Linked DNA regions of Homo sapiens: region 1 is linked to region 2. A link is an interaction called in ENCODE POLR2A ChIA-PET data of the cell type or tissue named here. Cell type or tissue: PC-3. All regions are shown on one strand. Links, peaks and the distances in the headings refer to the core of each region. The heading gives the core; the rest is flanking DNA. Region 1 overlaps DIP2B (disco interacting protein 2 homolog B). Region 2 overlaps DIP2B (disco interacting protein 2 homolog B).

The links. Peaks named below come from ENCODE experiments on the same cell type or tissue, not always from the same donor. Only the 100,000 strongest peaks of a DNase experiment are listed, where the experiment ranks them.
Region 1: POLR2A ChIA-PET joins it to region 2 with 11 read pairs; 13 of 35 experiments call an interaction of 5 or more read pairs at or near these places.

What each region holds. Positions count from the first base shown.
Region 1 is chr12:50,508,167-50,510,977 of GRCh38, forward strand. All of the region lies in intron 1 of DIP2B (disco interacting protein 2 homolog B), which reads left to right. Among named protein-coding and RNA genes, the nearest start is that of DIP2B, 4.6 kb to the left of the region's middle. RefSeq lists an enhancer at 2,616-2,735. In PC-3, for the core only: no CTCF peak of the experiment used is centred there; a DNase peak (open chromatin) is centred at 1,305; H3K4me3 peaks cover 682 bases; H3K27ac peaks cover 1,617 bases.
Region 2 is chr12:50,596,275-50,599,085 of GRCh38, forward strand. All of the region lies in intron 1 of DIP2B (disco interacting protein 2 homolog B), which reads left to right. Among named protein-coding and RNA genes, the nearest start is that of DIP2B, 93 kb to the left of the region's middle. In PC-3, for the core only: a CTCF peak has its summit at 1,270; a DNase peak (open chromatin) is centred at 1,377; H3K4me3 peaks cover 499 bases; H3K27ac peaks cover 1,535 bases.

The sequences.
Region 1 (2,811 bases), core at 8-2,507, 88 kb before region 2:
TTCTGTCACAAAAAGAACAGGCTGAAACTGCCTGGAAATCATTTAAAAACTGAATTTCCACATAAGGATGAGCTTTTCTATAGACGAGTTGAATAGGTAGAAGGTTTCTGCAAGTATTTCTGTGACTGAAATTTTTAATGATCCACATATTTTATTATATGCTTGACAGCTCTGTTGTTTGGACTTATGTATATGGTCTAGTCAAGTGTATGTACATAAAGTAGCACTAATGGGGAGAATTAATTTGCTTAAATCTGTCCAATAATACATTATATTTGTGTAATGATCTTTTTGTACATTGTCATTTGAGCTTTACTAAACTTCACTAGATAGAATAGGTATTGTTACCACCCACCGCCCCTTTCTTTTTTGTGGCTTAACAGAAGGGAAAACTTGTACTCAGAAAGATTGTTTTGTCTAAAGCTGCATACCTAATAAGTGTCGTTATCCTAAGCTGTCATGTGACGATGACATTGGAATGATTTAAATATTTGTGCTGTCATTGCACAAGCTGTTAACTAATTTTTTCTCTAAGGAAATGCTACCTTTTTTTTTTTTGCGATGGAGTTTCTCTTGTTGCCCAGGCTGGAGTGAAATGGTGCGATCTCAGCTCACTGCAACCTCTGCCTCCCGGGTTCAGGTGATTCTCCTGCCTCAGCCTTTCTGAGTAGCTGGGATTACAGGCATGCGCCACCACGCCTGGCTAATTTTGTAGTAGACACGGGTTTTCTCCATGTTGGTCAGGTGGGTCTCGATCTCCCGACCTCAGATGATCTGCCTGCCTTGGCCTCCTGAAGTGCTGGGATTACAGGTGTAAGCCACTGCACCTGGCCCTAAACAGTTCTATACCACAGTGTTGATTCTCTCTCTGAAATCTCTTTCAAATCCATCACTTATGCATTCAGTTCAGCAGATGTGTATTTTGTGCCTACTGTGTGCAAATGAGCAGGATACCCTGGTAGCTTTTAAGAAGCTCTGAGTCTGCCAGGGAAATCATTGAAAACTGCCAACAAAACAGTGCATGACCATGGTGGAGTTATGTACAGAGGCTGCCTTCTAAGAAAAGAGGAAGCTATCTGCTTTATCGTTGTGAGAGATAGAAGAGAATTATAAATACGAGATTGGATTGTGTGGCTAGTAGAGCGGGCTATAATTTAGCCTGTGCAGTTCAGCCATAAGTGCAACGCGAAGAATGTTCCTATACTTCTGTGGCATGCAGGAAGGAGCTCAAGTCTTTCAGTGTCTGAGAACAGTCCAAAGATGACAACTGGAAAGGTATTTAAGATAAAATAACACTCACAGGAAGGGATCCTCCCTTTTCTTGTTTGAACACTTCTCTGAGTACAAACAGTAAACATAGTCCCATCCTCCCTTTCTCCTGTCTGTTTCATCACGTAGCTTTGTGGTCCTTAAAGCATGGCACAGGGTCTGCCACGAAGGCAAAGGGATAAGAGAAGACTGCTTCCTAGGAATTGCAGTGACTTTTAATGGGGAAGAGGTGGGAGAGTTGAAGAGGAAAAAGGAGATGTTGGATAAAGATTTTACAGTCTCAGAAGGGGGCAGTTAGACTTAAGCCACCATAAAACTGGTAAATTCCTCCTGCTTTACCTATCATGGGAAACGGGGCCACTTATCCCAAAATCCGTAGCTTAGTCATAGATTCGTAGGATACACCTTTATCAAAGTTCTGTCTAAGCAGTTGTAACATCTGATGCTAGGAGTATTAAGGAAAGCAGGAATGTAGATTTTTAAATAACCAAGAATGGGCATTATCTAAGTAATCTACCTCCAGAACTTGCATGTGTGTTTTTGGTGGGCAGGAGCTCATCTTCAGAATTACTGTCAGAGCCTGTGACACATTCCTTTGAAAATCCTCATGGTGGCAGATTTCAATTCTTTGAGGGTAAAGTTTCATTTATAGGTCACTTGGAATCAAGTAGAGAAAAGCTGGTTAATATTCTTTTAGAACCCAAACTAGTTGTGACTGAAAAAATTAGAGTGATTATAAACTGATTTTAGTTGTGATTGTCAAAAAAAATCAGAATGATTGTAAACTGGTTTTGAGGGCAGTTCCAGAAGAGAATTTACAGACAAATTCACTGGAAGAATGATTCACCTTATTGAAAAGAGTAGCTTTTATGGATACCCTTGTTCTGGTGTGTATTTTGAAAAATTAATCTTGTTTGACAGCCCCATGGCATTGAGCTGGATTTTTGAATAAGATAAATCATTAATATGTCACGCTTAGCTCAGCCCTTGGTTACAACTTTCTGTCCTAGCCTGTTTAAGACTTAGCACTTCAGGGTTGAAAGTTCATATGACTGGCTAAAAAGGGCCTTCATACTATATTTGTATTCTAATTACTAGAGTTCTCCATGGTTCTCTCTCATGTGACTAATTCAGGGATACTCTTTGAAATGCTCCTTCTTGCTTATATGCACAGTTTCTCGCAAATCTTTAAGGGTTCAGCTAAAGTACCACCTTTTTTTTTTTTTTGAGACGGAGTTTCACTCTTGTTGCCCAGGCTGGAGTGTAATGGCACGATCTCAGCTCACCGCAACCTCCACCTCCTGGGTTCAAGCGATTCTTCTGCCTCAGCCTCCTGAGTAGCTGGGATTACAGGCATGTGCCACCACGCCTGGCTAATTTTGTATTTTTAGTAGAAATGGGGTTTCCCTATGTTGGTCAGGCTGGTCTTGAACTCCCGACCTCAGGTGATCCGCCCACCTCGGCCTCCCAAAGTGCTGGGATTACAGGCATGAGCCACTGCGCCTGGCTTTCTTTTTTTTTTTTTTTTGAGACGGAGTCTCT
Region 2 (2,811 bases), core at 87-2,586:
AGAGGGTCTTATGACTCAGTTTTGACTGTATGAGTTTGGTTGTCTCTCTTGCATGGTGGTAAAAACAGATTAACAAAAGAACAGGTATGGATGGTTGGAGGCAGGTCGTTAATATCCATAGCCAGTCTGGGCTGTGGAATCTTAGAGCTTTTCTGCTCATCTCTTCCTAATGGCTGTATAAGTGCCAGACCAGTCTGAGCTTCACTTTTGACCTGTCTCCAGGACTGGGAACCTCTCAGAAGGTTGACCTGGTTTGGATGATCCTAAAAGAGACAGTTTTCAAGTGGAATTAAAATAGACAGAATTCATGGCCAGGTGCCGTCACTGACACTTGTAATCCCAGCACTTTGGGAGGCTGAGACAGTGGATTACTTGAGCCCAGGAGTTTGAGACCAGCCTGGGCAACATGGCGAAACCCCACCTCTACCAAAAATTCAAAACTTAGCCAGTCTCATAACCCAGTCTCTAAATAAATAAATAAACAGATGAAAAAAATAGACTGAGAATTCGGTAACTAAGGAGTTGGATAACCCAAGATATTTAGATAAATCTTATTTACGTGTTTTTAAAAATAGCTGTCACTTGTCTTGGTTAGTTATATTTCCTTAAAACTTGGTGGTTATTACTTTTTATGAAAGAATCATTAGTATTTACTTTAAATGTAGTCAGATATTTATATGAGTAAATATTTCCACTAACTTCTTTTAGAAATTTAAATTTTAAAAGAAATAATTTAGTTTTTTTGTTATGTAGGTAGGGAAACTTACCAATTTCCCCAGTCTTTTGTGAATTCTATGGCCTTTTAGGCAAAACAAGAATATATACCCAGAGACACCATTTATACCAAGGCACTCCACTACACAAACTCTTCTGCACCTTGTTTTTCACATAATTATCTTAGAGAACTTTCCATGTCAACATATGTAGATTTACTTCATTCTTTTTAAGGGCTCAATAGCACATGTTGGAATGGGGAAACTATTAATTATTTGACAACATAACTACTTAAATCATTTAAAAAATATTTTAAGAAAAGGCATTTGAAAATCTGGCATCTTATATTGAAATCTTTGGATCTTTGTCAGTATCATAGTACTTCATCTAAATAATTTTCTTAGTTTATCCATTGGGCAAATAACTGGAGTACGCAGACAGCAGCTATCTCACTTTTTTGATTATTCTAAACAGGGAAAAGGTTAAAAATAAGAGTGTTACCTTAATATAGCACCATTAGGTGGTGCTGAGCCCTTCTATGCATGGAGGAGCGTTAATACAAACGAGCATCACTTCTTTGAATCAGAGGATGGGATGCGTGTTGTCTGATGGATCTGGGGGAGTTTGAGAGGAGGAGAACACAGCACATGGGAGTCAGTGAGGGTGGCTCATGCACATTTCCTGTTCAGTCCTTGACTGAGTCACAAGTGATACAGACTGGCAAGTGTGTGATGACTGCCGACTCCTGTTTAGCCGAAACAACAGAGTGCTTTAATAGTATTTTAGAGCTGCTTTTTTTGTAATTACATTTTCAGTCTTTGTGCACATAAAGTATGCATTAAAGTGAATTCTCACAATTAAGGAGAAGGATGAAAACTGAACAGTCAAGTTCTTTTGATAGTTTTACTCATTGGCTGAGCTGTTTTCAGTCTTTCAGATTTCCTTTTCTTTATGCAAACTTAGTGAGATAAAGTGAGCACGCTTGCTGAACTGAACGGGGTCACACTTAATTCCTTCAGGTTGGGTCCAGAGCAGCCATATGACTGACTGATGTAAGTTTCAGAAATAACTCAAGTAATTTCTAAATATGAGTTTGATTTAGTTTCTTTAATGCCGTCAAGTCATTTGCACCTACCCCACTTTTGCATTACTGAGCAAAGGACTTTTTCTCTTTCCTTTAGAGGAAGGAGAGACCAGGAATCCTGATCATTTATAAAAACTGGGTTAGCCACATAATTAAGGTAATAAGGATGATACTGTCTTGGAAACATTGGATTCAACCTTCATCACAAGATGTGGCCTTCTTGAATATATATATTTAAAAAAAGTTAAGTAGTTTTAATTCTAGACTTACACCCTTAGGGAGAATCTTAACACAAGTCCTTTTGTTGGCCTGCCTTCTGTTCCTCCCTCACACTACCCTCCTTTTCCCTCCCTCAACCCCCTGATTCCATCCTCTTCCTCTTAGAGACTTCTGGAACATATTATTTTACCTGGCTTTTCCACTACTTCTCACATTGCTCTAAAATGTATCCTTTTGCAACACCAAATTCCTCGTGACTGCCACTGCGTCATCTCTCTGGTCATCTATAAATGGATGCTTTTACAAAGCAGCCTGCTCTCCTTTCTCTAATGAGAATATAAAACATCTCCTTTCCCTTTTTTATTCTTTCTTTCAGTTGCAGCTTTGATGATAATCCTTTACCAGCATCTTCCAAGATGTCTTCAGATCCCCTTCCCTCCCCTCCCCCCTCCCCCCTCCCCCTCCCCTCCCCTCCCCTCTCCCCTCCCCCTCCCCCTCCCCCTCCCCTCTCCCCTCCCCTCTCCCCCTCCCCTCTCCCCCTCCCCTCTCCCCCTCCCCTCTCCCCCTCCCCTCTCCCCCTCCCCTCTCCCCCTCCCCTCTCCCCCCTCTCCTATCCTTTCCCATTGAGTGGACACATTTTTGTCTTTCTTTTGGGTAGATTCCTAGAAGAAGTATTGGGTCAACACATATAAACATTAAAAAAAAAAAAAACTCTTGGCTGGGCACAGTGGCTCAGGCCTGTAATCCCAGCACTCTGGGAGTCTGAGGTGGGCAGATTGCTTGAGTCCAGGAGT